4 separate regions of the Mus musculus genome follow, and regions 1, 3 and 4 are each linked to region 2. A link is a loop called in an ENCODE intact Hi-C map of the cell type or tissue named here. Cell type or tissue: left cerebral cortex. All regions are shown on one strand.

What was found. Hi-C counts contacts between places; a loop is a spot of excess contacts. Peaks named below come from ENCODE experiments on the same cell type or tissue, not always from the same donor. Only the 100,000 strongest peaks of a DNase experiment are listed, where the experiment ranks them.
Region 1: it touches region 2 in a loop (2.2-fold over the local background); 3 of 42 quality-filtered maps call a loop at or near these places.
Region 3: it touches region 2 in a loop (2.3-fold over the local background); 4 of 42 quality-filtered maps call a loop at or near these places.
Region 4: a loop joins it to region 2, with 3 times the contacts of the local background. A loop is called at or near these places in 8 of 42 quality-filtered maps.

The regions. Positions count from the first base shown.
Region 1 is chr8:83,241,311-83,249,310 of GRCm38, forward strand. It overlaps Tbc1d9 (TBC1 domain family, member 9), which reads left to right. Exons shown (of 21, transcript NM_001111304.1): 8 at 228-398; 9 at 1,212-1,362. Among named protein-coding and RNA genes, the nearest start is that of Gm42027, 22 kb to the left of the region's middle. In left cerebral cortex, no CTCF peak of the experiment used is centred here; DNase peaks (open chromatin) are centred at 3,057 and 3,988; H3K27ac peaks cover 516 bases.
Region 2 is chr8:83,165,238-83,173,237 of GRCm38, forward strand. Tbc1d9 (TBC1 domain family, member 9) reads left to right here and starts at 115. Exons shown (of 21, transcript NM_001111304.1): 1 at 115-967. The coding sequence starts at 838. In left cerebral cortex, CTCF peaks have their summits at 226 and 4,643 (motif pointing left); DNase peaks (open chromatin) are centred at 220, 895, 1,242, 2,955 and 1 more place; H3K4me3 peaks cover 3,055 bases; H3K27ac peaks cover 1,377 bases.
Region 3 is chr8:83,328,677-83,336,676 of GRCm38, forward strand. Elmod2 (ELMO/CED-12 domain containing 2) reads right to left here and starts at 3,810. Exons shown (of 9, transcript NM_178736.5): 1 at 3,674-3,810; 2 at 2,435-2,582; 3 at 436-464. The coding sequence starts at 2,576. It overlaps Gm32327 (predicted gene, 32327), which reads left to right and starts at 3,943. Exons shown (of 2, transcript NR_168721.1): 1 at 3,943-4,374. In left cerebral cortex, no CTCF peak of the experiment used is centred here; DNase peaks (open chromatin) are centred at 3,096, 3,405, 3,869 and 5,177; H3K4me3 peaks cover 1,736 bases; H3K27ac peaks cover 615 bases.
Region 4 is chr8:82,858,236-82,866,235 of GRCm38, forward strand. Rnf150 (ring finger protein 150) reads left to right here and starts at 5,121. Exons shown (of 7, transcript NM_177378.4): 1 at 5,121-6,255. The coding sequence starts at 5,775. In left cerebral cortex, CTCF peaks have their summits at 4,967 (motif pointing right) and 5,605; DNase peaks (open chromatin) are centred at 5,018, 5,256, 5,580, 5,839 and 3 more places; H3K4me3 peaks cover 2,860 bases; H3K27ac peaks cover 1,728 bases.

The sequences.
Region 1 (8,000 bases), 76 kb after region 2:
CCCTCTACCAGCTGAGCTACACGCCTAGCCCCAGGACTCCAAACTCTGGAGCAATGAATGCTGGAATTATGACTTTGCCCCAGAGTAACTTCTGAAAGGTGTTGACTTGCTGGTATTTCCCACTTCTTCACACAGCAAGAGGGAAAACATGACCTAGCTGTTAATACTGTACAGAGAAGGGAGCTATGCCACCAGGCTCATTCATGTGTGTCCTTCTCCATTGACAGGTGTATTCTCGGCCCAGCAGCCTCGTTTCCTCCAGTCCCCAGAGAAGCACAAGCTCGGATGCTGATGGAGAACGCCCCTTTAACCTCAATGGCAACAGTGTCCCTACAGCCACCCAGACCCTCATGACCATGTACCGGCGGCGATCTCCTGAAGAATTCAACCCAAAATTGGTGGGTGCATTTTTCTGTCCACTGAAACTTGCTGGATTAGAACAAAAGAAAACAAAACATTTTAAGATTTATTTTAGATATTTGTGTGTGTGTGTGTGTGTGTGTGTGTGTGTGTGTGTATACACATGCAGTTGGAGGCCAGAGGGAGCTCGGATCCCTTGGAGGTGGAACTATAGGCAATTTCAGCTTGTTATGTAGATCTTGGGATCTGAATTCTGATTGTATACTCTTGACCACTGAGCCATTTCTCCTGTCCCCATGTAGATATTTTTATTGTAATTAAACTAACATCAATGGAAATGGCTTTAAATGTTTGTAGAGATATCTCTAACATATTTTTTTCATAAATAAGTAAAAACAATTTTTATCTACGTGTGTCATTAGCTTGCAGAGTGGTTTATGGAAACCTTGGGAGTCACAGTACCTGTGTGACTTCTTTGTCTTTGGCCTTATTTTTTTTTTTAACTCCTGTGTAAACCAAGCAACAAATAATGATGCTCTTTCTTGGCCCACATTTAAAAATCACCAATTCGCATTCACGGGGGCCATTCACACAAAACTACAAGTATGACCAGCATTCTACTGGCTAGTGATTAGTCTACTATCAAGTAGATACTGAACAGGAGACTCTGATAGAACAGGCTATGAGTGGATAAAATTAGGAAAAAACTCTAAGCATCCAGAGCTCTACATTCTCAGGAGCTCTGCTCAGAGTCAACTGTCCATCAACAAGGACCAGTCTGATCTCTCCTGGTGTTCCTCAAGACCTCCCATCAGAGCCTAATGGGGGTCATGCACCACTGTGTCTTTCAGGCCAAAGAGTTTTTGAAAGAACAAGCCTGGAAGATTCACTTTGCTGAGTATGGGCAGGGAATCTGCATGTACCGCACAGAGAAGACCCGGGAGCTGGTGCTGAAGGGCATCCCAGAGAGCATGCGCGGAGAGCTCTGGCTGCTGCTTTCAGGTAGGAAGAGCCGAGAGCAGTGCTGCAGGGTGACCGGGGCTGAGAGCAGTGAGGCGGGGTGAGGGCTGAGAGCAGTGCGGCAGGGTGACAGGGGCTTCCTTCCAGCCTCCTTCCGAAGCGCAGCCAAAGTCCTTTGGGATAAGATACCCAAATCACCAGGTTCTGGAGTCAATAGTATCTTCCTTCACAGGGGAGTTTCCAAGGTCAACTGTTCCTATTCTCCAATGCGGTGGTTTCTTCTGTGTCTCTAGTGAGGCTGTTGAGGGGGAGGGAACAGGATCTGAAGTAGACGTGTAATACTTTGTGAGTTGAAGATCTGTTTCCTCCTGGCAATGTTGACTTCATCGAGAATCCTTCAGTGGGACTGGTTATGTTTTCTTTGGAGATGGGAATACACGACTCTCTGCTCACCCCAGCTAGGGCACCAGTGGCCGACTAGAATTCACTGAAGTCTACTTAGTGAACCAATGAGCTCTAGTAGGCTTCTTTGTTCAAGCATGGGTGAGAGGATACTTACAGGAGCATGGATCACTTACTGGCCTCTAAACCATGGAAGAAAGGTCTCCCAGAGAGGAGTGACAGCCATTAACACTACTCTCTGTCCTCAGGGCATGCTTTCTGAGACAGACAGACAGACAGACAGACAGACAGACACACACACACACACACACACACACACACACACACACACACCACATAATAGAGGCTAACTTATTAACTAGGCAAGATAAGATATTAATAAACTGGTAAAATTGAGCCATTATAACAATATACCACAATAAAAGTCATCTAAAATGGTGAGCTAATTTCTGTGATTTTTCTACTCGATTTTTTTTTCTCTTTTTAATATTTCAGTCATTTCAGAGAAGCCACTCCTATTTTCTGGAAACATCTAGTGCAGCCCAGGAATCTTTGTACCCCAGTCATCAGCGTCTACCTTTGGCTATCACCAATCTTCATTTTAATTGTTGCTTTAGCTGGATTGAGAAGGAAATGTTACCAGTCTAACTCAGTCCGTGGGAGGAGTTTTTTTATTTGAACCTACAGATGGCCCTACCCAAGTACCTTTATCATATTTTTTTCCTTAAAAGCAAATGATATTGAAACTTAAAAATAAAGTCACTTGGCTTACAAGAAAGCCTTAACACTTGTAGACCTTTCTGAAAGTAGACATAAGTGGTGAAATTGACTCTCATGAGATATATCTAAAAAAATAAGAGGCTCAGATCCTAGAAATAAAATTAAAGATAGTAATTGTTTTATCTATTTTGTGTAAAGTTGGTTTGTTTGATTCCCGCCCCTCCCCATTTCACTGTGTAGACCAGACCCAGGTCCTCCCTGAAATGTTAAATGTGAGCTGGGCATGGGTGTAGATTTTTGTAATCCTAAAACTGGGGAGGATGAGGCAGGACACTCTACAAGTTTGAGGCCAGCCTGGGCTACCTAGTGAGTACAACACTAACCTGGGCTGCTTAAAAAGACGCTATTTCAGAAAACACAAAGTAATGCTCAAATTTGAGCCTTGTGCACTCTAACTACATCCGAGAAGACCGTTGTTATAGAGGGTTCCCTTTCTTGGTTTCCCTTACTCTACCCTGTGTTTCAGGAACTGGTCACCTTGGCAACCAGATCCAAAGTGCTGACAGTACAGGAAAAGTTCCTTTCTCTCCTTCAGTTTAGAACTTATTTATAGCCACATTTTAGATTTAAACGAATTCACCAAGAAACCAGCACACAGCAGCTGCACCTAGCCCACTGACGTAGACAGACGTGGGCAGAGGGTTCTATTCGGTGTTTTGTTTAAAGAGGAGGCTGTCTGTGACCAAAGGGTCTACACACTATCCTTTGTTGGGTATATGTCCACATACCCATGGGTGTGTTGATGTGGGAACCAGCCTGCCCGTAGAGGTGGTCCAGTTTCTGGTTGAGAAGTCCATGTTGAGATCTGTCTGTTTTTCGTGACCTAAAGGCTGCTGCAGGTCTGGACTCTGGACCTACTGATGTCAAGTTCTGACTGTGTCCATGGAGGGCAAAGCAGCCAGTGTCAGTCTGCCTGTGACTGTCAGGCATAAGGACTGGGCCAACCACTGATTTGCTGACACTGCTCTGTAAAGTGAAATGTAAATGTTTACTTTGTCATTCTGCACATATTTTACCGTTTTTATTTTATTTTATTTTATTTTATTTTATTTTATTTTATTTTATTTTATCTTATTTTATTGGTTTTTGAGACAGGGGTTTTCTGTGTAGCCTAGCTGTCCTTGAACTTTGTCTGTAGACCAGGCTGGCCTTGAACTCACAAAGATCCGCCTCCCAAGTCTCTGCCTCCCAAGTGCTGAGATTAAATGTGTGTGCCACCACTTCCTGGCTACTGTTCATTTTAAATTAAACATCTTTTGAGAATGACTCAGGATTTACCAATGTGTACACAACGTAGTGATCTAGTATATATTCACAAATCACATCGTTGTCGGCACGGCTACTTTTACACTATTGTCACCTTGCTCCGTGCCATTGGTCAGTTATTCTTCATTTCCCATCAAGACTCCTCCTAGCTGTGGGTGCCTGGTGACCTACTTCCTGTCCCTGTGGATTGTCTACTGTAGACATCTTATGTGGATGAAACCAGTTTTCAGTATTTCGTGACCGACTTCCACATAGGATAACGTTTGCCGGTTTCAAGCGTGCTGCACCCTGTATCCACGTTGCACTCCTGTTTAGGGCCCAGAGCTGCACTTCATGCCTATATCCATTGTTGAACAGTTTAGGCTGTTCCCCTGTCTACCCTGGTATCATTGCTAGGACTGTTGAGTTGTGCCTTTTGGATACGTTTGTGAACGTGGGAGTAGGATTTCTGGCCTTTCTATTGACCCCATGCTTTACCTTCTAAGCAACCCCTGGGGGGTTGGCCAGGCAGTTGCATCTTGTCACATCCCCACTGTTGAGGGGACAGTCCAGTTTTTTCACATCCCCGCTGGTACTTACTGCCTCTGCTATCACTGTCCTTGTGGGTGTGAAGTGCTTTTAAAGTTGAGGCTTGGGTTTAGGGAGTTTATTTCTGTTGGCTTGATTAGGTTATTTGTTTTCATTGACTATAATATTTTAATTTATTCTTTGAGAATTTCATACATGTATAAATTGTACCTTGATCATATTCACCCTTCCTCCCCTTCAACTTGGGCCTATCACCACCAGGTTATTACTAACCCCAACTCTCAGTTTCATGTCTTGTTTTTCTTCCTTCCTTCCTTTCTCCCTCCTTCCGTTCTTCTATTCCTCCCCTCCTCCCTCCCTACCTCCCTCCCTGCCTCTCTGCGTCCTTCCCTGCCTTCCTATAACCATACCTGAGTCCGGTTAGTGTTGCCTGCAGGTAGGCATGCTATGGCTGTACGTTGTGATGTGGTCAGTATACCAGAGGCCACACCCCTGAAGAAAGATGACTCTTCTCGCTCCAGCTGCTGTCTATTGTCAGTGGGGGCTTGGTGAGCTTCTGTCAAGTCCAGAAGACCCCTTTTGACAGCAGTGCTCCTTAACCATAACAGCCTGTCTCTCCTTGTTCTGTGTTGTTCCCTGAGCCTTGGGAGTTGACACCTTGGTTTGGGGTTCGGATGCTCCCCCTTAGAGCTCAGCACTCCACACCCACTTATTCTCTGTAGTTTTCTAATTGCGGTTTTGATTCATTTTCTCAGTCATTTATTGGCTGCTTGCGTAGTTTTCCTGTGGAAATATCTACTGAGGTCCTTTGCCCATTTTTAATTAGCTAATGTTTCAATTATAATATTCAATATTTAGTTGTAAGGATTTTTAAATCGGTTTTGGATACAAAACACTTAGGAGAGTTTTCAGACTATTCCATTCTGCTGTCTGTGTTCTCGCTGTCTAAATGCTGACCTTTGAAGCACAGTTTTTAACATTCTGGAGGATGCTTTCTTTTGTCATTGTACCTTTAAGTCATGAACGCTTAGACGAGGGGTTCTCAACCTGTGGGCCGTGACCTCTTTTGAGGGGTGAACAACCCTTCCACGTGGATCACCCACAAACCATCAGAAAACACGGATACTTATGTTATGATTCATAACAGTAGCAAACTTACGGTTATGAAGTAGCAGTGAAATAATTTTATGGTTGAGGGGTCACCACTACGTGAGGAGCTGTATTAAAGGGTCACAGCATTAGGAGGGTTGAGAACCACTGGCTTTGACCTGTGCTTGCAACTGGGGCTTGAGATTATGTCTCACTGATCCGTTCGTTATGAGTTAATTTTCTGCGTGGTAGAAGGAATGGCGTAACCCCACTCCTTTCCATATGAATGAAGTGTTGTCCTGGTGTGTCTGTTGAACGGGCTCAGCTCCTCTGCATTGAGTTGTCATCTTCTCTGCATTTTCAAAGCTGGCAAGATGATTATAAATATGGGAATTTATGTCTGGATTTCAGATTTTTTTTTAAAAGATTTATTTATTTATTATATGTAAGTACACTGTAGCTGTCTTCAGACACTCCAGAAGAGGGCGTCAGATCTTGTTACAGATGGTTGTGAGCCACCATGTGGTTGCTGGGCTTTGAACTTCAGACCTTCAGAAGAGCAGTCGGGTGCTCTTACCCACTGAGCCATCTCACCAGCCCCTCAGATTTTAATACAATGGCTTATATATCTGTCTGTGAGTATCACACAGCCAAAATTACTGTAACTTTGTCATAAGATGTAAGACAAAGAAATGTGGGCCCTCCAATTCTTTCCTTTCAAGATTGGTTGGGCCATTTGGAGTCACTTACAAAGAATTTAGTATCAGCTAATCAGCAAAGGGCTCCTGTGGTTTTGATATTATGTTAAATCCGTAGGTGAGTTTGGGAGTTTTTCTCTCTTAGCAGAGTTGTCTTCTAATCTGTGGATAGAGGATAAATTTATTTAGATTTGGATCTTTGTTCATTTCTCTGAGCTACGTTTGTAGCCTGCAATGTGTTAGGCCTGGTTTAAGTTATTTCCTTACACTCCTAAGTATTTTAATTTTAGAACCTATTATAAATGGGATTATTTCCTTTCATCTGGCAGTTGCTCATTGTTAGCATATATGCGTAAGTATTTTAATTTTAGATCCTATTATAAATGGGATTATTTCCTTTCATCTGGCAGTTGCTCGTTGTTAGCATATATGCGTGGAACTTAGTTTTGTATATTTATCCTGTATTTTGTGTCTTTAATGGATTCATTTTTCTACTTTAGTTTTTATTTACATTTGTCTAGTGTTTACTAATGAGGGGGGGGGGACTGTCTCATGGACTTGTTACCCCGTGATAGGCCTCTTTTTGAATAATGTCTGTTTCTTTGCCTACTTTTAATTGGACTTTTTCTGATTTGTTATTATTTTGTGCTCTTTTCCTGCTGTTTTATATGACTTTTTTGTGATCGTCAAGTCCTCTGTAGCAGTATGGAGCTTCCTGACTCAGTCGCCAGGAACTGAATTCCTATCCTCTACAAGAGCAGCAAGTGATCTTTACTGCTGAGCTGTCTTGCCAGCCCCTATTTTTTTTATTCTTTTATTTATTATTAGTATGTGTATATGGTGTGTGTGTGTGCCACAGGGCACGTGTGCCAGTCAGAAAACAATACATTTAATGTTGATTCTCTTCACTCTGAGTTCCAGGGATCAAACTCAGGGCCTCAGATTTGCAGGGCAAGCGCTTTTCAGAGATACCTAAATCCCTTTTACAGTTGTGTATTTTGGATAAGCACTCTTTATCGGATGCATGGTTTATTTGTATTTTTTCCATCCTGTCAGCTTCCTCTTGTTGCTTGAGTCAAGCTTTGAACTTACATGATCTTACCTGTTTCTATGTTTACTGCCTGTGCCCTGTGGATGTGGCTGGTATCACATGCAAAGACTAATTGCTCTGTAAGAAATGTCCTCCCTGTTCTCCTCTGGTCCTTTTGGACTTTATGGCTTATGCTCTAACCCTTGACACATGTTGTTGACTCGGGGTGTCTGTCAGGTGAGGGTTCGGTTTCATCCTTCTGACTGTGAATATTCACCTCTCCCAGTGGCAATGTAAAGTCATACTGAGATTGGGTCTTAGGCATTGACACAGATGGGTGTTTCTGTCTTTGAGAACCTTAACATAAAGATCTCAAGTCAGTAACTGTTGGCTATAACTGAACCTATTCTTCAACCCCATCTCTGCAACCCAAGGGGCTCTCCCATCAGAGGTAGAGACTCAGCTCTACCGTGAGGACCCTTGCCACCGCTACCTGCAGCTTTAGCAAGCCCTCAGCTCTCCTGTCACTATCATGCCACTATTGTAGAAGAGCTTTAAGAAACAGGCTAAAAGTTATTTTGAGAGGCAATCCTATTCTCAAGTGAGACTTTAACAGACCCTCTCATAAAATAAAAGCCAAGAGAGCAACCAAGACTGAGAATTCAGCCTGGCTCACTCTGTCTAGTGTTTCTCTTATGTCCCTGAGCAGCCCTCAGTGCTGTCTCTGTGAGCTTGGAACACTTTCTCGGACCTTTAGCTCATGCTGGGAGGTGGCGTGGCCAGGTCGCTGAGGGACCGAGAGAGGGAAGGTCACAGGTAAATTACCAGTCTGGGTGTCAATGAAAACACCCTATAAAGGTGATCTTTTTTTCAGTTTCCTTTGCTTG
Region 2 (8,000 bases):
GGTCAAGGAAAGAAGTGATGTAATGCATTTAGCTGGGCCACTTTAATTACAAAGGAATGGAAGGGGAGTGGCCACCGGTGGTGACAAGTTTAGCGCGTGACTTGATCCAGGGATGCAGGAAACAAAAACATTACCAACCATTGGCTGCGTCCACCTTGGACTCCTGGCTCTAGAGCCAGGTCTGGAACCTGGGAACACACGTTTCCGGGGCAGGGGTGGCGCTGTCCCGCCGAGCGTCAGCCTTGAATACACACGCCACACGCAGGCTCTGGGAGCGGGGCAGCTTCCTCCCTGCTGGGATGGGCGTGGGGCCCTGCGCTCCGCACACAGTCCCTACCGGGCTCGCGAGAAGCCACCCGCGGTCACCCGGGCTCGCGGCGACTGAGCCGCGCTGTCGTCATTCATTCCCAGCGCCGGGAGCGTCCTTCCAGCTCGTTGCCCCGACGCGCAGTGTCCACGAGCGGTGATCTCGGGCTCGGCAGCTGGTGATCACGGCGCCCTGGGGGCTCGGATTCCCGCACAAGCTCGCCCTTGAACACCGCCGCGCCCTGAGACCGAGCCCCGACGCTTGCTCGCCCTGCGGTGGGCAGGGCCGGGCTGCGAGGCTGTGCACTTGGCGAGCGAGGAGCCGTAGGGAGGATGCTACTTGCTGGGTCCCGATCCCCGTCGTCGTTCCCGGCTGCCCGCTGGGTCTTTGTCGCGGGCCGGGAGCCGCGGGCCGCAGCCTGCTGAAGGCCGTCGCGGCCCCGCACCCACGGGCGGGAGGGCGCGCGTGTGCCCGGGAGAGCGCGCCAGTGTGCGGGCCTCTTTGTGCGACTGCCCGCGGCCACCAGGACCATGTGGGTGAATCCGGAGGAGGTACTGCTGGCCAACGCGCTGTGGATCACCGAGAGAGCCAACCCCTACTTCATTCTGCAACGAAGGAAGGGCCACGGGGGCGACGGGGGTGGCGGCGGCGGATTGGCGGGTAAGAACGGGCACTGCGGGAGGCTCCGCCCGGGGCTCTGGCTGCGGACACCCGGGACGCCGCCCGGTCTCCGGGGCTGGGCCTTTTGCCGGCCCTGTCTGGGGGCCTGGAAGGTGTCTCGAGTTGTGATTTTATTTTCCCCCAGACTAGGAGAGAAACGCCTCTTTCCTGACCCTGTCGGGCGATGGGGTCTTTGAGTTCTGGGTGACCCATAGTGGGTTAAGATGAAATTAGCAATGAGTGAATTATTAAGAATCGAACGCCGGGTTGCATACTCTCCCTACCCCCCTTTAACATACTGCTGAATGTATTGAGAAGAGAGATGGAAGATGCTTAGCTTGGACTCAGCTGTCTTTATGGGCAATTAGGTATAAAATACCCTTTTGTTACCAGGGAAGCAATCTGTCAAGAGGCTGATGTGGTCACTTCCTACATGACCTATGAGAATGAATAAGGAAAATGGAATTCTTTTGTTGCATGAGATCTGACATAAAACAAAGCAAGTTATTTGGTTCTGGTCATAAAAAGAATTCGCTGTATAACTGCATTTTAACTAGTTCAGTTAGTTCTCAAACTCCTTCAACAAAATGTTACCAAGATTATTAGCAATCTTTCTCTCTTATAACCCGGTTATTTCCATATTAACTAGCTGTTTTGCATAGGGGGAGGTTACAGGTAATACTGACTTTCAGTGCTAGAGATAGTGGGCCTTCCTTCATGTACTAGAATATTTATTATAGCCAAAGTCAGTGAAAGACATAAGTAGATGGTTTACTAGGAGAGAGACTGCAGACATGGGATGGACTGCTGACATCTTCGGGGTTGGGACCGCATTTCCCAGAGTTTGAGTGTTAGGTAAATTGCTCCCACAGTGCCCGCTGTGAGAGGATAGTTCTTGATGAGGTGAAGACATAACTGTGATGTTTATAAACTGCTTTTTTTCACATTAAAATTCAGATGTTTTCCAGTACAGCATATGCTAGCGTGCTTATGTTTGAAATATTTGGCTAACGCAAGCAATGGCTTGTAGGTGACCTGATGTTCTTTACACCTTAAAACAAAACAAAACAAAACAAAACAAAACAACAAACAAACAAACAAAAACAGTGATATAGAAAAATCTGTAGAGTTGCAGATCTTGTTGTGAAAATCCTGGCTAGCAGTCTCAGAATCCTGACTAGCAGCCTCAGAATGTTCCAGTTCATTTTGTAGATGGTCTTGAACTGTGTATTTTAATGTGTTACTTACATTGTAGTTTGGGGGATGTGCCTAGGACAACAAACATGAATAAATGTTGAGTTTGAGTTTCTGTATCATGCACTAAGTATTCATCTTTCCCAGTCACTTGCACTAGGGTGTGAAAATTAGTCAGGGGGCTAGGTATATCTTCTTAACCTTCTGATTGTAGTCTGATATTTAGAATTCCAGTTTGGGAGTCCATTGGCATCTCATCTTGTCCACTTAGAATCTGTCATTGACTTAGTCTGCAAAGATAAAAATTCTATGTTTTAGATGCTTTTGTAGATGCTGTTTCTGGAACAATTGAAATGATCTTGGAGCGTATGGCTATTCCTGCCAACAAATGCTGCTTCTCACCAACGGTGGTGATATGCCTGGTCTGGTACATCGGTACTTTCTCAAACCTAGCAGGAGCATCTTGGAAGTAGTTAGTTGTACTATGTCTCCAATGTAGTAAAGTGGGGTTCATTCATAAATTGTGAGATCATTAACAAGTGTTTATTGGCAGTGTCAGTGTCATGATGCTTGCAGCTTAGTAGAAGAGAGATGACAAAAAAAAAATCATAAAGCCATTTAAAGTTATTAGTGTGCAGGGTACCAGCCAAAAAGCAGAGTTCAGCTTTCATCAAATGATGAGGCTTTACTGAGCACTTAGGAAGACAGAGGCTGGGTTGGTTAGCTGAGTCAAAGCAAGAAAGTCTGTCAGTGAATTAGACCTGAAAGACACAAAGCAGTGACTTCACCAGAGCAAATCACGCTGGAGCCAGGGAGGAGGTGGTCCATCCTGGAAGAAGCCGCCTCCTGCCAGAAAGAAGGATGGACGTGCCCTGCCTCCTCTGTCCTCCCAGCTAGTCTCCACTGGAGATGCTATGCACAGGTTTGCTTGCTTGCTTTTGTTTTCTTTTGTTTTTTAAGGCAGGGTTTCTCTGTGTAGCCCAGGGTGTCCTGGAATTCACCTGTAGATCTATCTGGCTGGCCTTGAGCTCAGGGATCTGTCTACTTCTGCTTCCTGAGTGCTAAGATTAAAGGTGAATCCATAGTTATTGATAAAGCTTTTGGTGAGGTGATACATGCATTTGACATACTTATTTAAGAAGTTTTAACTGAAAAATTTAAAGTATTTTTAAATAAAATTGCACAAAATAAGGTGCAGAATCCAAGAATTTACCAGTAAGTGAAAATTTTGCAAACCCACACCAGGACAAAAAGAGGGGACTAGTACCAACACCCAGCCGAGCCTCATTTGACACTCTTACCTGCCCTTAAAGCTAAAAGCTGTCTCAATGCTTTTTGGTCAACACATCCTGCTTTTCTTCTGTTTGTTTGTTTGTTTGTTTGTTTTGTTTTGTTTTTTCCAACAAAGAACATAGACCTAAACCATGATATTTTTAGGTCTCTCATATTTTCCTTTTTTTTTCTTTTGCTTTTTTCAGAAAGGGATGATATGGAATCATAGATTGTTCTCTGTGTTGTTTGGTATTTATAAACACTGTTGCTTGTGGCTGTTTACTTTGTGTAAACCCCTTTATGAGTGTACTAGCATCAGCTCATCATCTGCTTGTCTATTAGTTACATTGCTGGTGAAACCTCGGTGGCTGGCGCATTGGGGTCCCTGAAGGCTGATTCTGCAACTTGTAGCTGCTTCATGGCACCAGTGGCCACATTCTCTCTCTGGTTTTTAGTGATACTGAGTGGCTGAGTTTTTCTAACTGATAAAGCGATTACATTCTTACATACTCATTGGCCATCTTGAAATACTTTGTGACATGGTTGCTGAAACATTTAGCCTTTTTCAACTGAGTTGCCTTGTCCTTTTCTTACTAACGTGTAGAGACTACTAAAAGTTCTAGACATGAGTCTAAGTAGGATCTCCATTTTCTTGTTTGCTTTTTCAGTTCCTTAATGAGAACAGGTTTTTCATTTTAACATTCAATTCCTTTGTAGATTCCTCTTTATTTACATTAAGGCTTTTGTGGTGGCCAGTAACTTATTCTTCTCCTTCTAGAAGATAAAATGTAATCATCGATAATATTTTCCACAGACTCTGTAGCTTTAACTTTCAAGTTTATGTCTAACATTCACTGGGGTTTAATTTTTGCATATCACCTGATGCAGAAGACAAGTCTTACTTAAGAAGAGTGTGTGTGCATGCCTAATCTGGCATAATTTACCAGAAGCTCATTGTACTCTCACTACCCCAGGGGTCTGCTTTTATTACAAAGCAAGAGTCCAAATATGTGTGCTTAGTCAGGGCTTTGCCCTCTCTGTTAGTAAATTTTCTACAAATACCACAATGTATTTTCATAAGAGTAGATCAAGTAGAACGCACACTCCCTCACTTCTTGTTCTTTAGGAACTTATTGACCATCCTTTGACTTTCACACTGATAATATTTTAGAATTAATTTAAATTCACCACAGGAAAAAACAGCCCCCTCTACTGGTGGGGAATGCTTCCTGCATTGGCATACTCTGAGAAGGGCATGAAGCCTACGCTGCTGAGCAAGCCATTTCTGCTTTTCACTTGGTCAGGTTTGGTATCTTCAGTGATCAAGTATGTCATAGCTTACCTTCTTTTAAAACCATAGTCTGGCTGGGAGGGTTGGGGTGCACACCTTTAATGCCATCCTTGAATCCCAGCAACTTGGGAGGCAGAGGCAGGCAGATCTGAGTTTAAGGCCAGGCAGGGAAAGCCTGTCTCTAAATAAATAAATACATACATACATAAATACATACATAAATAAATACATAAATAAATACATAAATAAATACATAAATAAGAAAGACATTTAAATAATCAGAAATAAAGTTGAATTCTGTACCCACAGAGAGCTTGTATGAGTGCCCATTGTAGGCACAGCTTTGACCCCTCCTCCCTCACCTTTCTCTTTTGTGTGTCCTGAGGTGGTGTTAGTAGATGTATTTGTACACTCGTAACTGCAGCAATCTCTTAGCAAGTTGAGTTCTTCACTCATTTTAAGAAACTCACCTGTGTCTTCTGACTTGCCTAAGTCTTCTCTATGACAGTTATAACGGTTTATTTTCTTAGTGGTTATGTTACCTTTTGAAATTTTACTTTCTTAAAATTTATCATTGTGTGTGTGTGTGTGTGTGTGTGTGTGTGTGTGTGTGTGTGTGTTACATGAGCGTGTGCCACCATGTGAGTGGAGGTCAGAGAATCGCTTGTTGGGAGTTGGTTTTCTTGCTCTCCTTTGTTTCTTTTTTTTTTTTTTTTTTTTTTTGTTGGTTAACAGAACTTTATTAAGTCACAGAAACTTTAGTGCAAAACAAAATCTAGGTCCATTTAACTGCACAGGCTGTCTCCTGGCAACCGGAGGCACAGGAAGCTTCTACTCTACACAGAGACCCCTCAGTTCATGGCCCACTGCCAGGCAGACGCTTCACTCATGAGGTGAACAGGCAGGTCAACAAGAGCTACAGGTGGTGGGAAAGCCGTGCAGGACTCTCCTTTGTTTCTGATTTTGCTCTGCTTCTCGCTGGAGGCTGACTGACCCGAGCTTCTGAGGGAGACGTTTCCTTCACTGAGCTGCAGGAGCCTTGCAGTTATGAACTCTTCTCATCTGGGCTCTGGGGACTGATTCAACTGCATTGAGTTTAGGTTGTTAGGCTTGCAGAGTAAGCAACTTTAGCCCTCTGAGCCCTGCTTTTTCCGTGTAAATTTAATTTTGTGAGATTTTCCTATGTAGCTGGCTGGCCTGGTACTCACTGTGCAGCCCAAGCTGACCTTGAACTCATGGCAATACTTCAGCTTGAGCCTCCCTGCTCCTGGGATCAGAATCAACACCAAACTGACCGCTTGCTTTGACATGATCTTGTGTTTGGGGCTTGTTTCTTAGCAATAGCAAATGTTCCTTTTCCTATGCATGTGGAAGCCTTTGCTTTCGCCGGCTTGTGCAGTCAGGGCACACATGTCTTGAGCATAAGCATACTATTTTACTAAATGCTATTGGCTACTTTCTGTTTTTTATCTCCACTGCCCTGTGGCGGGATGTGAGAGTTGTTGTTGTTGTTTGTTTGTTGTTTTTTCAAGACAAGGTTTCTCTGTGTGGCCCTGGCTGTCCTGGAACTCACTGTGTAGACCAGGCTAGCCTTGAATTGCAGAGATCTGCTTGCCTCTGCCTCCCTATTGCTGGGATTAAAGGTGTGCGCCACAACAGCCTGGCCGAGCTACTCTTTACTTAAGGTTATGTTTGTTAAAAGGTCTTTAAGCTACAACTTCTATGTGTAATCCAGTATTCTTTTAGTGGAAAAACAAAGGGAAATTACAAAACAACTTTTGACTTAGCAGTGTATGCTGGTAGTGCGCGTGCGCGCGCGCGCACACACACACACACACACACACACACACACACACACACACACACACACATTTTTTTGTTTTGTTTTTTTTTTTTTTTTTTTTTTGTTTTATTTTGTTTTTTTGAGACAGGGTTTCTCTGTATAGCCCTGGCTGTCCTGGAACTCACTTTGTAGACTAGGCTGGCCTCGAACTCAGAAATCCACCTGCTTCTGCCTCCCGAGTGCTGGGATTTAAAGCGTGTGCCACCACTGCCCAGCTTATACATTTTGTTTTTTAACTTTAAATTTTATTATTATCATTGTGTATATGAACCCCCCCCCAGTGCTTGCTCTCTCTCTCCTCTCTCTCCCCCACCTCTGTGTGTGTGTGCGTGTGTGTATGTGTGTATGGAGTGGGGTGGTGGTGGAGGATACATGCCACAGTGCATATGTAGAGATCAGAGGATAACTGGAGATCAGACTCAAGTTGTCAGGCTTGAGTGACAAGTGCTTTATCCACTGAGCCACCTCAGTGGCCCTGGTTTAAACTTTTTATTGGGGTTTTTGAACTTGAGATCTTCCCACTTAGCCCCGGGTACTGAAATTATGGGTCTGGACCACTCCATCTGGCTTGGTAGGCATGCTTTTTCTTCTTTTAATCTGTGTGTGTGTGTGTGTGTGTGTGTGTGTGTGTGTTATATCCTAGAAAATATATTATCCTAGGATTCTTCTTTGCCCCCAGTCCTCAAATTTTTATAACTCATTTTAATTAGTATATTTTCATCTCAAGAGTGTATAATCACTGTTATTTAAAAACAATTTTATTTTGTGTTTTTGAGTGTTCTATCTGCATGTGTTTATGTGTGCCACATGTGTGCTCAGAGCCCACGAGGTCAGAAGAGGGCATCAGACTCCCTGGAACTGGAGCTAAGCCATTTTTACATATTCAGTTATAATCACCCACATTTACCATTTGTTTATTTAATGTTCTTCTATCTTTGGTCCTTATTATAAAACCATCTTTTTATTTCCTCCAAAGTACCCTCTCCTCTCTCTGGGAGCACGCTAATGGGACTTCCCGAGTTTGCAGGCAGACTTTAGTGTGTTCTAGATATTCATTGTCTTCTGTGAGTTGTTTCTCTTGGAAAGCGCGCTAACTGTCCCTCAGACGCTGTCACTTTGTTGTCCCTATGGCATGTTTTCACCTCCTGCTTACATTTCTTTTTTACTTTTTCTGCTTGTTTTTGTTTTGTTTTGTTTTTCTATAATCAAGATTGGTGGTTTTCTTGTTTGTTTTTTTTTAAAGGCACCACCCTTTGGGCATAGTATAGTTTCTTTATATATTCTTTATATACTGTTTCATCTGTTTATCCAACCAACACCCCTCACCCACCACTGTCTGTGTATATCTCCTACTTCTCCATCTCTCTTTGCCACTCAAATAGATATACGTCTGACCATCTTACTGTCTCTTATTTATACCAGAGAGTGATTTT
Region 3 (8,000 bases), 160 kb after region 2:
TCAATGACACTGCTTTAGGCTCCGCAGACTTGTGCTTGTTTCTTATACAGCAAAAGCTGACTGCTAGGGATCGTATGCTGGGACTCACTTTGGATCAAAATTTGCCTGGCTCTTCTCTCACACAACCTACCCTGAGGACACAGTCTTGGGAAAGGCTTTCCTAACATGCTGGTCCCCAAAGCTACCAAAGCTGCTACAAAATCAACAGGTAGGACCTCAGAACAGGACACAGAGTTGAAATCCTCTTCTGTCCATCAAAACACATGGAGAAAGTATTTTGTAAACAGGATTACAATTTCTAAAATGAGAACACTTAACTCACAGTTTCTCATAGCAAAGGCAGTAAACATAATCCTGAAATCAAAATGTTCTTTTCAAAGAAAAAACTACACTTAGGTTAAGTTTTCTAGAATTAGCATTTTAATGTGCTCTTACCTTATTCTTGGAATATGTCAAGGAATTTTCTGAAATTAAAAAAAAAAAAAAAGTTACCACTTGAACACATTTTCTGAATTACCCAAAATCAAATAGTAAAACTATAACAGCAACGATAAATCACTTCTGCAGTTTAAGGTACAATTCCCACATGAACAACACAACAATCATCTCAAAATCTTACAGGATAGAGAAAAAGGTGGAACCATCATCCCCCAAATGCAGTACCAAGCTGGTGACAATCTAATTTTCCCAGAACTGTGTGTTTCTGTGCAGACCGCCAGAGTGGGGGTGTTTGCCCACTGCTAAGATCTCAGAAATTCATCTGAAGACTATATCCCCCACTACACCCTCTTCTCTGTCAGTCTGAGCAAGCGGCCCGCAACTCAGCAGTACAAGAACAAAGGAGCAGACTGTCTGCCAGCTCTCCTCTCACTAGGCAAAGAGCGAATAGCCTCTGCATTCCTGGTTTCTCTTCTAAGAATGGCAACATTTGTATTGGTCTGTTAAAAAAAAGTTTAAGAATTTATTAAGAACACTCTCCTTTTGAGAATTGTAAGAAAGATGCTTTTTGCCTCAAAGTAAACCTTTGAATATGCTCTTTCCCCACACTGTAAAGTGCCAACCAGTACAGACTGCAGAGGTCTGTGTTAAGAGGCACTTGGTTCTTCTGAGCAAGTGTGTGTGCAGGGGTGTGTGTGTGTGTGTGTGTGTGTGTGTGCAGAATTGTGCTTTATGCCTCATTCAGCCACAAGACACTCTGCCATTCTTCCTTGTCATCCTGGGTACAGGGTCTGCTGTCCACACCTCACTCCCTTGGACGTAAAGAGCATCAATTCCTTATTCAAGGCATTTTTGATCAACACAAAATAGGAGCTGGTTAATTCTTGACTTTCTACTTAACACAGCATCATGAGCTGTGGCTCCGCCCAGGTCTCTCTTACCATTTCTACAGTAACTTCAAACCACATTTCTCAGCCATCTGAGTTTGAAGTCAGAACAACATTTTCAATTAAACACTGAAAAACTGTCATTTGACAGAAATATAACACAAGCCAAATTGAGCCCCATGTATACCATAGACATTTCCACAGCTATATTAAAACAAAATACATGCAATTTTTATTGCTCTAACAACTTATATTATCACTTGACTGTATTACAAATACAATTATCATACATCTTTACACATTTTTTCATATAAGTCTTTGAAATCCAGTGGGTATCTTACAGGTAAAGCACAACTCAATTAACATCATGCAGACTTCAAGTGCTCAGAACCATGTGGCCATCACTGTGAGCCTGGACCAAGTAGGTTCTAAAAGTCTTTCCTAGGACCAATGAGTAATCTGTCCATTCAGAAATAAGAGTCAAAAGTGAGAAGACTGATTATTGAGGCCTCAAAGTAGGAAAACAGATAACTGACTCTTCAATCTTTTTTTTAATTAGGTATTTTCTTCATTTACATTTCCAGTACTATCCCAAAAGTCCCCCATGCCCTCCCCCCTCACCCCCCCCCCACACTTCTTGGCCCTGACGTTCCCCTGTACTGAGGCATATAAAGTTTGCACGACCAATGGGCCTCTCTTTCCACTGATGGTCGACTAGGCCATCTTCTGATTCATATGCAGCTAGAGACACGAGCTCCAGGGGGTACTCTTCAATCTTTACCTCATACATTTGTGTAAAAATTTCAAATGGAAGAGAGAATAATTTTCTAGTAAACAATTGAAAATATAATCTGAATAATAACTGATACATTTTTAAGACACCCAAAAGGCTCGTTTTTTGGATACATATGGGATGTTTTAGGAAGTTTCTTTTTATATATTCAGTGCTCAATTCAATAGTCAGTAGTAGAATGAAAAGAACTTAAAGACCACAAAGCTTAAGAAACTCAGCTGCAGTGACTCGCTCAAATCAAACTCCCATGGGGTGAGCAGAAGAATTCAGTTAGGTTATAATTAATGTTGAATTTTCTTTATTTTGAAGGTATTACCTATTCTGTAGGTCCTCTGTGCCCCTCCATAGGTGTCAAAAATTCGCTGCAATTCACATTTCCCAGTCATCTGCCGTAAGAGCCATTTCATCCAAAATCGGAAAAAGTGTCCATAGAAAAACTCCCACAGAGACACGAACATGTTTCCCTGGAAAGAGGATATAAACACACAAGCTTAACGGTCTCAAACTGGAATTATAAAACTGAAAAAGAAATTAAGTTGATCCAACTCCCCAAATGATAATGAAATATATTATTCCATTGTGTCTATTTTGTGAGTGTTTAATTCATCAGGCAAGGAAATAACATACAACAGCTTAAATAATGATTTGCCAAATGGTCACTTGAAAAAAAAATGTAAAAAGTAGCCAAATAACTGGCCAAATTATTTAATCGCTAAAAAGAATAACCACATTTCATTTTTGCCAAATATTATATTTAATATTTTGGATTCATACTTCCGTTTTTCATCCCTTGAAACTTGGAACAAAGAAGTTCAAGAATAAAAGGACCAACCGAGCAACAATTTCAAATCTACCACACATCAGATGTGGCTTCCCAAAAAATGAGCTCTTCTCAGCCTTGGTTGAGAGCGCGCCCAGCTGTCCCTGTCAGCTGACTCCGACAAATGAAAACACTACAAGTGGCTTACAAACTGAAGCATACAGGTTGGGAAACCGAGCAGATGGCATCCTGACGAATTCATCATTGTTCTAGTCAGTAGGTGAAGGGCAGAGACACCAAGAGGTTAAAAAACAAAAAACCCCACAAAATCTATACACTTGATATAACTGATCTTGCAATAAAACTCTTTTCGGGTGCTAAACGAAGGGGAGGAGGGATACCGGGAACTCCAGCCCTGGGATTCGCAGACACACCCTCTCTGCGCCCGGGCCCGAGGAGCTGTCAAATTCGAAATCCCCGCAAGGCAAGGCACCAGGTGTCGGTGCCAGACACGCGGATCAGGATCTTTAAAATGAGTCATCCCGTCGGCGCTTGTCGGGACGAAGCGGGCAGAAGTGCCAGGCGCAGGCAGGCCGTCCCGCCGAGCCCCAGGGCCTCGGGAAACCGAGTGCGAGCCCCGTGGGCACCGCGCCGTCCCGCCCCTCTCGCGCGCGGGAACGCTGCACAAAGCCCCGACGGCCCCCGCACCCTGCGGGTTATCCGCGGGACGCCAGCGAGGCTTGCGCAGCCGCACGCCAGCAACTCAGAGTGAGAGAAAAATAAAACAGCAGCCACCTCACAGGAGCGGAAGAACTAGGGGGAAGCTGGCACTGCCTCGGTTTCCCCAGCTGCAAACACCGGCAACGGAAACGACGCTCTACGTGGAGCGCTCCCTGCGAACACCGCGACCCGGAAGTCCGCACGGAGGCTGCGGGGGCGGGGTGTCTCTTGGCTCCGCGCCCCGCCTCTTCGTCTTCTTCCGATTGGCTCGCTCTCAGCCTATCGCCGGCGCGGAAGGAGGGGCCCGCGGGCAGGCGCGCCAGACGCTGGACGGTTCCCATGGCAACGGCGGCGGCCGCACTCCCAGCCCAGCGCCAACGAGTTCCCTGTGGACTCGGCCTGGGAACTTTGCTCTGGGCTTTCCGGGACTCTTCCACCGCGGGCGTGACCACAGCACTTTCACTTACATTTCCTAATCTGCGAAGTGATTATTTCCCATCTTTATGAGGCACAAAGGAAACTTGGGTCGAAGGCACTTTATGGATGACGCAAAAGAACTTGCGTGACTAAGTGTGTGCAATGAGAAGTTGCGAGTTTTTCCTCTGAAAACAAACATGGAACACTTAATTCATCAAACGTTCATTTCTTAACATCGTTTCTACTGGAGGAATAATCTGTGCCTTTTTTTTAAACCTCAAAAGTATGGTTTTTATGTGCTAGGTGGTCTTCTACAAGGGACTCGCACGCCAAACCAACCAGCAAAAGCATAGTATCAGGTGAAGCTGCCTAACAAAGTTATTAAGGGGATTAGGGAGTAGGGGAAGGGATCATTACATACAGCGGAATCAGCAAAGTAAGGATAAGCGTTACTAGAGGAGATGAGGGAGTGTGCTGGGCCAGCTTCAGGAGGAAGACTGATCCACAGGACAGTAAATGTAGAAGTCCTGGGTTAGGAATGTATTACAAAAGGCTGATGGCACAATAATGGGGTTGGTGGGTTGGATAAGAAAGAGCCAAGTGGAGAGAAGGCTAAATATAAAAGAAGTTAAAAATGAAACAAAAGAAATTCCTGAATTGGGCACGCTCATGCATGCCTGTAATTACATGCCAGCTGGAGGGTGATGTGGGCAGGGAGATCTGCAGTTCAAGGCTACTTAAGGATCTGCCTAAAAAAGTAGATAGATAGATAGATAGATAGATAGATAGATAGATAGATAGATAGATAGATAGACAGACAGACAGACAGTTTAGCCTCCTACCCAAACAAGATTCCTGGCTCCTTGGTCCCCTTGTCAGGACCAACCACTATTAGTTCCTTATACTTCCAAAAATATTCAAGCCAGTGTCTTGTCTATGCCCCATCCATCTCCGTGTTAGGTCTGATTAAGTGCGCAGTACATGCCTTTCCAATTTTTCTTTTTTTCAAGACAGGGTTTCTCTGTGTAGCCCTGGCTGTCCTGTCACTTTGTAGACCAGGCTGGCCTCGAACTCAGAAATCCACCTGACTCTGCCTCCTGAGTGCTGGGATTAAAGGCATGCACCACCACGCCCGGCATGCCTTTCCATTTTAAAGGTAGATTCTTCTTGTAGAGCATAAACCTATGAAGGGCAGACAAGCCACCACCTTTGCCCCATGGGAGTGAAATATTTCGTGGAGACCATCTCTCTCCCTGTCTCCAGTCAAGTTCTTGTCCCGCCCTCCTCTAAGAATGGAGTGGTCAGACAACAAAGACGTGTTATTGACACTCTGGGATTAACAGCCTTTACAAGATAAAAACTAGTTTAAACAGATTGCCATGTAGGATTTTACTATTCAGAGCCATTTGAACTCTCAGTTCCTGAAAGCATACAGCTCTAGCAGGTCACTGGACCAGCATGGTGGCCAAGCTGGGACTCAAGGCTCTGAAGCTGCAAGTCTGGAAGTCTACATCAGAGTAGGTATCACAGCAGTGGGTCTTGGAGTCAGGAAGCAGCTGCAGAGACAATTCCCTTCTTAGCCAGACTGCAAACTCTTGGAGAAATGAACCCTCTGCCTCAGCTGCTGGCCATATCCTGGAGCAGCCTCAGGTGAGCTCCCTGCCCAGAGTAGAAGGACCAGGGAGCCTCCAGTCAAATCCATCCCCCGGGAGTGTTGGAGGCAGCCTTTCTTCTATATGCTCCTGCAGTAAGCTGTTCTGTTTCTATAGCTTTGAGTATCCAAATTTATAGGTTACCAAGCAGGCCCTGATTGGCAAATCTTGAAAATGGGTATGTCCTGAAAGTGGAAGAATTAGAATTTAGGATCAATCAAGGAAGAGTTATCAAATCTAATGGGGTAGGGGTAAACCCAGAGACCAGCAAAAGTTCTCAGTCAAGTACACAGCTCTCTGTTAGAGTAGGAAAATGTAAAAGAAATCTCTTGGCCAGCCACACACCATCTTTGGCGCGAACCCAGCAGAGGGTCCCAAGGTCCCTAGAGGACTCTCCACGATGCAGGCCCCCTAGCACACCAAGGGCCTCAGGATCACTAGTGAGTAGAATGCAAAATCAATTTCAAAGAATCCTGGAGGGTCTTGTGCCAGCAGGAACAGGGACAAAGGAACCCTGCCCTACCAGAGGATGGAATTCTTTCCTGTCAGAGCCAGCTGCGCACCATCTTCAGCGTGAACCCAGTACAGGGTGCCAAGGTCCCCAGAGGACTCTACACCTGGGACTTTGGGATCACTGGAGGCAGAGTTGAGACCCAGACCCCTGGGCACCTTCCTTGCCAGAGGAGAGTCCCGCCTCCAGGGAGGGCTCTAACCCCAGGACACAGGAGGTGGATCAGAGCTCCAGACTTCTGAACACCTTCCCTGGAAGAGGAGAGCTTGCCTGCAGAGAGTGCTCTGACCACTGGGATTCAGGTGAGAGTTGGGCTCCCAGGAGTGCTGACAGAGGCTAACAGAATCACAGGAGGAACAAGCTCCAGAACCAGAACATCCACAACATCATCAGAACCCAGAACACCCACAACAGCGAGTCCTCAATACCCTAACACACCCGAAAAGCAAGACTCGGATTTAAAATCATATCTCATGATGCTGGTAGAGGATTTTAAGAAAGGCATTAAACACTCACTTAAATACAGGAGAACACTGCTAAACAAGTAGAAGTCCTTAAAGAATTATAGGAAAACACTGCTAAACAGGTAGAAGTCCTTAAAGAGGAAAAACAAAAATCCCTTAAAGAATTACAGGAAAACACAACCAAACAGGTAATGGAATTGAACAAAACCATCCAAGATCTAAAAATGGAAGTAGAAACAATAAAGAAAACCCAAAGGGAAACAACTCTGGAGATAGAAATCCTGGGAAAGAAATCAAGAAACATAGATGCAAGCATCAGTAACAGAATACAAGAGATGGAAGAGAGAATCTCAGGTGCAGAAGACTCCATAGAAAACATGGACACATTTGACAAGATCCAACACCCATTCATGATAAAAGTCTTGGAAAGATCAGGAATTCAAGGCCCATACCTAAAATTGATAAAAGCAATCCAGTAGCCAACATCAAAGTAAATGGTGAGAAGCTGGAAGCAATCCCACTAAAATCAGGGACTAGACAAGGCTGCCCACTTTCTCCCTACCTATTCAACATAGTACTTGAAGTATTAGCCAGAGCAATTCGACAACAAAAGGAGATCAAGGGGATACAAATTGGAAAAGAGGAAGTCAAAATATCACTTTTTGCAGATGATATGATAGTATATATAAGTGACCCTAAAAATTCCACCAGAGAACTCCAGCTTCGGTGAAGTAGCTGGATATAAAATTAACTCAAACAAGTCAATGGCCTTTCTCTACACAAAGAATAAACAGGCTGAGAAAGAAATTAGGGAAACAACACCCTTCTCAATAGTCACAAGTAATATAAAATATCTTGGTGTCACTCTAACTAAGGCAGTGAAAGATCTGTATGATAAGAACTTCAAATCTCTGAAGAAAGAAATTAAAGAAGATCTCAGAAGATGGAAAGATCTCCCATGCTCATGGATTGGCAGGACCAACATTGTAAAAATGGCTATCTTGCCAAAAATCTACAGATTCAATGCAATCCCCATCAAAATTCCAACTCAATTCTTCAACGAATCTGCAAATTCACCTGGAATAACAAAAAACCTAGGATAACAAAAACTCTTCTCAAGGATAAATGAACTTCTGGAGGAATCACCATGCCTGACCTAAAGCTGTATGTACTACAGAGCAATTGTGATAAAAACTGCATGTTAGTGGTATAATGACAGACAAGTAGACCAATGGAATAGAATTGAAGACCCAGAAATGATCCCACACACCTATGGTCACTTGATCTTCGACAAGGGAGCTAAAACCATCCAGTAGAAGAAAGACAGCATTTTCAACAATTGGTGCTGGCACAACTGG
Region 4 (8,000 bases), 310 kb before region 2:
TGTCATCCAAACACCAGCAACAGGAGCAACTGCTGTGACCAGATACAATGAATGTTAGCACTGGAAAGGGACAAATGCCATCGATTGCTAGGATTGCGATTGTTCCATGTTTTAAGGAAACTGACCCTGTGTTGGAAGTGTGGTGGGGATTTTCATAGCATGTGTGAGGTCCTGGGTTCAATCCCCAAGACTACAGGCAGATGCAAACAAACAAACAAACAAGCTGAATTAAGAAGAAACTGTTCTAGGCAGGGGGTTGGGTGGAGTGGTGTCTAGCTTATTCTATGAAAGCTTATAACGGCTTCTGGGAAATAATGAACAAATATTATTTTCTTTCTCCCAACAGCCTTATCATGCAGTGATCAAATCAAGCAAAGGCAATATATTAAGGTTGTTGACGTGAGGCCAACTGAGGGCAATTACAGCTCAGTAGACATTTAGGAATTAGTACAGATAGCAACGTGTATCAAAAGGGGTGATTAGTCTAGCTGCAGTCTTGACCTAAATAGCAAATCAGGCGTAGAGTTGGGATTAAATCTCTGATGCCCAAGCTTTCCGTGGGAGGATATCTCTCCCCTGACTGTGTTCCAGGCCTCTTTATCAGCCCTGTGGGATGAGAATTCACCGTAAAATGAAAATTCATTCTAAGAAACATCTTTCTAAACAGCCCAATAGAAAGGGCGGGGAGAGGGTCTGGAGTCTATCCCTTCTGGCAATTCTGACAGAGTTTGAAGATGCTCCAACAGCTATTCTCTCAGCTGTCACGCTCAGTCAGTGTGTGAGGAAATGCTCAGTGTCTTGACTCACAGACACGCCCTCCCCTATCCCAGCTTCCTGGCTGGAAAGGACAAGCTGGTCCTAAGAAGAATATGGCAGAAGTAGCCAGCTCTTAAACACATCCAAGAAAAAGCAGTGACTTAGAGCAGAGAAAAAATAACAACAAAAGACACCCATGTGGAAAAAAATTAAAGAAAAAAGGAAAAGGATATATTGTGGTGAAGACATTTCTGTTGGTTTTGGCTCAAGTCCCAAATGAATTGTCCCAAGCTGACTTTCTGTATCGAGTCTCTCAAAACATATCTGTGATGTGAAGTTGTTTGGAAAGTTTCCGGTAAGAGCAAAGAAGCCCAGATGAAACCTCAACAGTTTATCAAGGGCTGTAACAGAAAGAGGTCAATTGATAAGCCAGAGTAGTGAAACAAAATAGCTATTTTAGCGGGTCTACTGTTCTGAAATTTGAGAATTTGATAAAAACACAAAGGAGGAAGACATAGATAGTATTAGTATAGTGTTATGCTCAAAAGAATGCTTCTGGGGCCTTCCATTTGTATCCAATGTGCTTGTATCAGGAATCAGAGAAATTGCTGGACTGTGAGCATTCTTACACTCCCATCTGCAGAATACATGGTCTCAGAGCAGCAAAGCAGCCCACCCTTGGTGGCAAGACACCTAGGAAAGCCATCATTTTCCCTAAGAGAGAAAATGAGGTAGGCCTGATGGCCTGAAAACAAGAACAGAGAATTAGGCAGAGGCAAAGGAAGTGAAGTTATAAATCAGAGTAAAATTAAGAAACTGGGAAATATCAGAGACAAGAGCCTATGGAGCAATTGCATTGTCCTTAAAACCATAGCCCCAGCCGAGTTCTGGAGAGAAAGTCCTTCTCCCAGGTATGCCAGGCTTTTTACCTCAGGGAAGCTACTCTACTTCTTTTAGTTAATGCTGCTGTAAAGCTGGAGTGAGGAACTAAGCACCAAGCAAGGCAGTCTATATATGAGCTTAGAATAGCACCTGTCTTATGGTCCAGTCCTCAGAAACCTCAGCTCCTTGTTAGTATGTAACACTTAATACTTACAAACGCCTACTCTAAGCCAGGCACTGTGGCAGATGCTTGGACCCGAAGTACTAGTAGGAAACCCAGCTGGTTCTTCTGAGATTATCATCACTAAATGTGTGAAATGGAATCAATCTAACTTGAACACTCCTGTTTTTTTTTCTATCTAAACCTAGAATTATTATTCTCACTGTGTTATTCTGATATGTATGTTTTTAGATCTGACAAACCAACATTCAGCATTCATTTGGATTACTACATCTGATAGTAAAATCTTTGATCATATCAAAGTCCTCTGAGCATCCAGAAGAGCACAGCCGCATAAAAGAGAGAGGTGACCATCCCCTGAGAGGGCAACTTAGGATGGTCTGACTTTCAAAGGTTTTGCTTTAGGCAAGTATTATGTTTTCGGTATCCCAACAATGCTCTGTGGTATTGGATGGCTTTTTCCCCTTCCATAGCCTCACTGAATATGTTTTGAAAGATTTCTTTTGTTTTCAGGCAGATCAAGTTATCTAAGAGTTTATTATAATAAAAGATACATGCTAATGAATGATCATCAATGTTGTTAGGTGGGACTGATCGATCAAGATAAATTTTTTTGAAGTAAGACAAAAGAAACCCAGACGTCGAAACTTCTATACATATGACCTCTATTAAATTATTAAGGTATGTACGTAAAGCCATAGTAAATTGTATTTGTAAATGACATAACTCACTTTGTAAAATGTCTAAGGTCAGAGTCTCTTTGAGCATGTTGGATACAATGGTGGTGAGACTCAGTATGGTTGCCAAGGTGGAGAGTGTCTACAGAAAATCCACTTGGCTGGTGCTCAGAGAACCGAGTACCCTCCACTCCTCAGTGTGGCTGCTCTTTGCTTCTGACTCAGACCCAAACCTCCTGAAAATCTGCTACCTCCACCAAGGAGTCCTCCAGAAACTTGGACTGGTAGAGAGTCCTCCTGTTGGGACTCATCACTGTTACTATTTTTAAGAATTTCTTAAAGAGCCCCCTTTACTTTGGTGCTTCATGAAGCCAACCTTAAAAACACAATTTGGCAATCTTATTAGTGTGACAATAACAAAAATTCTTCACATGCTCTGATCTAATCTTCCATAACCTAATAATGTGGCAAGCTGCACCAAACTGCCATCTTGGTGACTCTGGTGACCTAAAACCGAATACATCTAAAGCGGTTGATTCTTAAACCCAAAGTGCCCCTTGCAATCTTGGTCATCTTACAAAATGACAACTCTAGTTTGTAAATAAGTGAATCTGTTGGGTTTTTTTTTCCTTTCCTGTACCCTGCTACTTGAATGACAATTCTGAGACTAATTATTTGCTAATAAATGCCTAGGCCATAAGCCATGACTCACTCCCTAACTAGCTCATAACTTATTTAATCCATTCACACTATTCTGTTTTCCTCATGATTAGTTACCTCTCCTTCAGTCCCAGGCTGCTTCTTCCTTATCTTCTTTCTTAGCATCTCTCTGGAATCTCTCTTTATTCTCTCCCTGTTTTCCAGAATCCTCTCTCTTCCTGCCAATGTCCCACTTTCCACTTCCTGCCTCAGCTCATTGGCCATAAGCCTTTATTTATTGACAGGTGATGCATCTAAGAGATTCTCTACACCAGTTGCTTCCTGACTTCTGTATTTTCCTTACCACCCTCACCAAAGCATCAGAGAACAGTGCCTACCCCACCTCCAGAGCCCCCACGAGCCAGTCACTCCACTCCACCTCCAGAGCCCCCCACGAGCCAGTCACTCCACTCCACCTCCAGAGCCCCCCATGAGCCAGTCACTCCTTAGCATGCTCTGCCATTTCCTCAGCATGCGTTTCTCTTGGCTTTCCCCCCAGATTATTTTTGCAGCTCCTTAAGTGCCCTCCTTGCTTCTATCCTTCCTCCAGTACTGTCAGAATAAAACTTTGATGTTCTCATATAACACCACATTTTTCTGTCCAGACATCTCCCAGGAATCTTCCTCTCACCCAGATTAAACTGCAAGGCCACTTAGAATCTTCCCACCATTAATCCCATCTCATTCTTTCCATCGCTCATCTCTCTCCACCCCTGATGAGCTCACTATGGCTTCTGAACACATCAAACACCAACCTGTCTGATCTATTGTACCTACAACTCCTTCCTATTACCAACAACTGGTCCCCTAATAATCATTCAAGTCCTTCGTCCTTTGAGGATTATATTTAGACATAGGATATATCCAGAATCCATCTTCTGTTTTGTGATGTCCAGACCTAGGATGTGTATATTGTGACAAAAACTGCTGGGCTTCTCAGTGCTTCTCGAGAGGCACAGGAAAGAGAACCAGGTGGAAGATATAATGTAAATCATTAAGCACTACCATATTTGTGTATGTATAAATAAGTAGACATTTTATATTACTGGTTTCTGAAACTACAGAAACCATTAATGAGGAAGTGTAACAACCAACCAGATATCTAATTGTTAAAGAATTCTGCTATTAGAACACGACTCTAGGAAACTGTTCTCCACTGGTTTCTTTTAATCTCTGTCACAACTGGAAAACACAGCTTAAAATGGTAACGAACACACACACACACACACACACACACACACACACACACACATACCACCTACTGACGCTGTGAATCCTCTAAGGCAGGGCTATTAGAGTGGGAATGGAGGCAAAATGTCTCAATCTTAAAGTATGAGGAGAGGTCCATTTTCTAAGAAAACTAACGCCATGCCATGAGCTGGCTTCCAGAGCAGAGGAAAAGAAGTCACTTTTACCCACACCACAGACTGGTCCTTAGACCAGCAGAGTGTGCATCACCAAGGACCCCACCCCTGACTTAATAAATGTGAAATTCTCCTGAATTCATGCTGATCAGTCCTGGTTTAAAACTGGAATTCTGACAGCCACTGTCCTAAATATTCAGGTCTGGGGGGGCGGGGGGGAGGGGCCTCATGACCAATCAGTGCTGGGATAAATACCAGAGAACTCTCTGCACATCTTCCAGCAAACGGAAATGCTGTTCCAGAGAGGTTCCTACACTTTGCTGTATTTAAGACTCCCTCAATTAATTGTTCCCAATTCAAAGGCCTGAAGGTCCTTTTTACCTTTTGCCCGCAACTGTCGAAGCCTGAATTTGAGGCCCAGCAGAGGTCGCTGACGCCCAGGAAGAGAGACAGAGTGAGCGTTGCAAGGGGAGCCCAGGAGCTTTGACATCATACTAAGCTCCTCCTTGCACGCGCACATCACACACACACACACACACACACACACACACACACACACACACACACACACACACACACACACAAATACAGACACACACAAAACGCTGTATCCCTCTCCTCACGCTCTCCCCCATCCCATCTGCCCCGTACCTCCCCCTCCCTCGGCAAGTGAGTGTCCCGGGCGTAGCCACCTAGTCTGGCCAGAAGCGCAGCGCCTACTGCCCATGGGAACCCACGCATAACAGGAGCGACCTCCGCGTCTGCAGCGGGACCGATAGTCCCAGCACCGAGGATCTCCAGCACCCCACCCCCGCCCCGCTCGGCCGCGACAAGCAGAGCCGCCACCCCTTCCAAACCCGAGGACCCCGCCACCTCTATGAGAGAAGGCGACACGGGGCAAAGGAACAGGACGCCTGGCAGCCGGACTCCCCCGCAAGTGCGCGGCGCCCGCTCCGCGACCGCGCCGCGATCACCCGGGAAGCCCGATGCCAGCGCCGCGCTTCGGCTGAGAGGGGACAGGGCGGGTTTCTCCCGCTCGTCCCGGATCCGGTCTCCGCAGCGTCTGCGCGTCCCAGCCGGAGCTCCGCCGGCCAGGGAGTGAGTCGCAGCGACAGGAGAACCAGAGTGGCTGCCCGGGGTTGGCCGGGGCAGGGAAAGGAGGGACGGAGCGGGGGGAGGGCGCAGGGGGCGGGGAGGGGACCCCGGAGGAGAGAGATGACAATGTCTCTCATCCAAGCGTGCCGCAGTCTGGCTCTCTCAACATGGCTGCTTTCCTTTTGTTTCGTGCATCTGCTCTGCCTGGACTTCACCGTGGCGGAGAAGGAGGAATGGTACACCGCCTTCGTGAACATCACCTATTTGGAGCCCGAGCCCGGGGCCGCGGTGGCGGGCAGCGGTGGCGGCGCGGAGCTGCACACGGAGAAGAGCGAGTGCGGGCGATACGGGGAGCACTCGCCCAAGCAGGACGCGCGCGGCGAGGTGGTCATGGCCAGCTCGGCCCAAGACCGCCTGGCTTGCGACCCCAACACCAAGTTCGCCGCGCCGGCCCACGGCAAGCACTGGATAGCCCTCATCCCCAAGGGCAACTGCACGTACAGGGATAAGATCCGGAACGCGTTCCTGCAGAACGCCTCCGCTGTGGTCATCTTTAACGTGGGCTCCAACACAAACGAGACCATCACCATGCCCCACGCAGGTGAGCAACCCGGGGGGTGCCTGGCGGACGTGGGGGAGGGGAGCCCGAGAAGCGTCTAGGGAGATCTAGCACCGCCTCCGGGGCACCTCTGGCTGAGAAGTCCGTGCAGCACCAGAGACCAGTCTCTTATGTATGAACCTATTAAGTTTTGTTGTGCGTCGCTTGGGGGACAGGTTACAAGCATGAGAGGTTTCAGTATGTTGGGGGAGTATCGGAGAGTCTGGTTCGGGAGAGGGTTCAAGCTGTGGAGTGTCTTCTCCCAGGAGAATTTGGAAAGTGAGATTTGGGAAACAGGGCTGAGATATTGTTCTTGTTAGTGACCCGTTTCAGCACCTGTTTGGAACCGGAAGTTCTAATAACTTGTCTCTGCGCTTCGTTGTGTGTATCAGATATACATACCTGGTGCAAGTGTTTGTGTATCAAGAGGCAGGTCAACTTACCTGTCTGCAGCTGACCATCGGCAAACTGCTCTCCCAAGTCAGGTTTCAGCCCTTCTCAGGAGCCCTTCCCCTTGCTGGGACCATAAGTAAATAATATTCAAAGCTCTGCCAGGTTGTCATCTAGAGAGATGGACTGACGGGGAGCATGGGTGAAACATTGCAATGCCCAACAAGCCAAGAATAGCCACAACGTTAGAATTACTTTCTACTGCTGTGTTGTCTTCTGCCTGCATCTGGTTTCGAGATGCACTCAAGAAAGACCTTTGTCAGTGACCACAGGGGCCAGACTAAAAATAAGCATGATTGCCCCAATTCAACACAGTCTATAAACAGTGTTTTCGTGAGAGAAGTAACAGAAGCAACAAGACTATGTTATTCATATTTATTAGCACAGGCCACTGGTTATAGGAAACTGCCTTCTTTGAGCGCAAGCTCATGCAGAGGCACCTGAGAGGTGGGTCCTTTTTTCCCTCACAGCATTTCCTGCAAGCAGGATGTGGGAGAAATGACTGGAGTGTCGTTCTGGGCAGAGTCATCCAATCAGAACAATTGTTGCAATTAAAGCCCAAGCTTCTAATAAGCAAAGAACTGGGATGGAACATGCAGATTGGCTGTACGTGCAGACATATTTTCTATAGAGACAGATCTCTCTTTCAAGAGTTCATAGCATCTATTCGTGAAATATACAATTAGTTTGCCCAGAGTAACCAACACCAGCTGTTGTAGTCAAGGGCATTTGTTAACTTTCTGGAAAACAGGTTGGGAGGCAAAATGAAAAATGAGCCAGAAAACAGCATGGTTTTCATGAGGAGAAACCGTTACCTTCTTAGAAAACTTCTGACCCTGCACGTTAGAGACATTTGCTGTATTTCCTTGAGCACAATCACTCTCCCAGGGAGAGACCTGCACTCTGACCTTGAGTCATAGGGCCCCTGCTTAAACTTGATCTCCAAGGATATTTGCACTATGGAAGAGTATCCAAGTCATGTAAGGCATCTTTCAATTAACATTTAATATGGAAAATATAGATTCAGGGAGTGGGAAGCAGGGCATGCAGGAGTTATTCTGGGATCTGTAAACACCAAGGTTCCATAGTGAAATTTAAGGGTTCCATAAATGTTTTTCTGTGTGTGAGCGTGGAATCTTAAGCTGAGCTTCTCTGTGCACAGCACAATAGTTATCGTTTGTCCCTGTCTAAGAAACCGCTTTCAGAACAGCAGACACACTGGATCAATTAATGGCTCACCAGTCTTGAAGAAAACTATAATTTGATTTTCTACACAAAGGATGCTTAAGGCATACTAA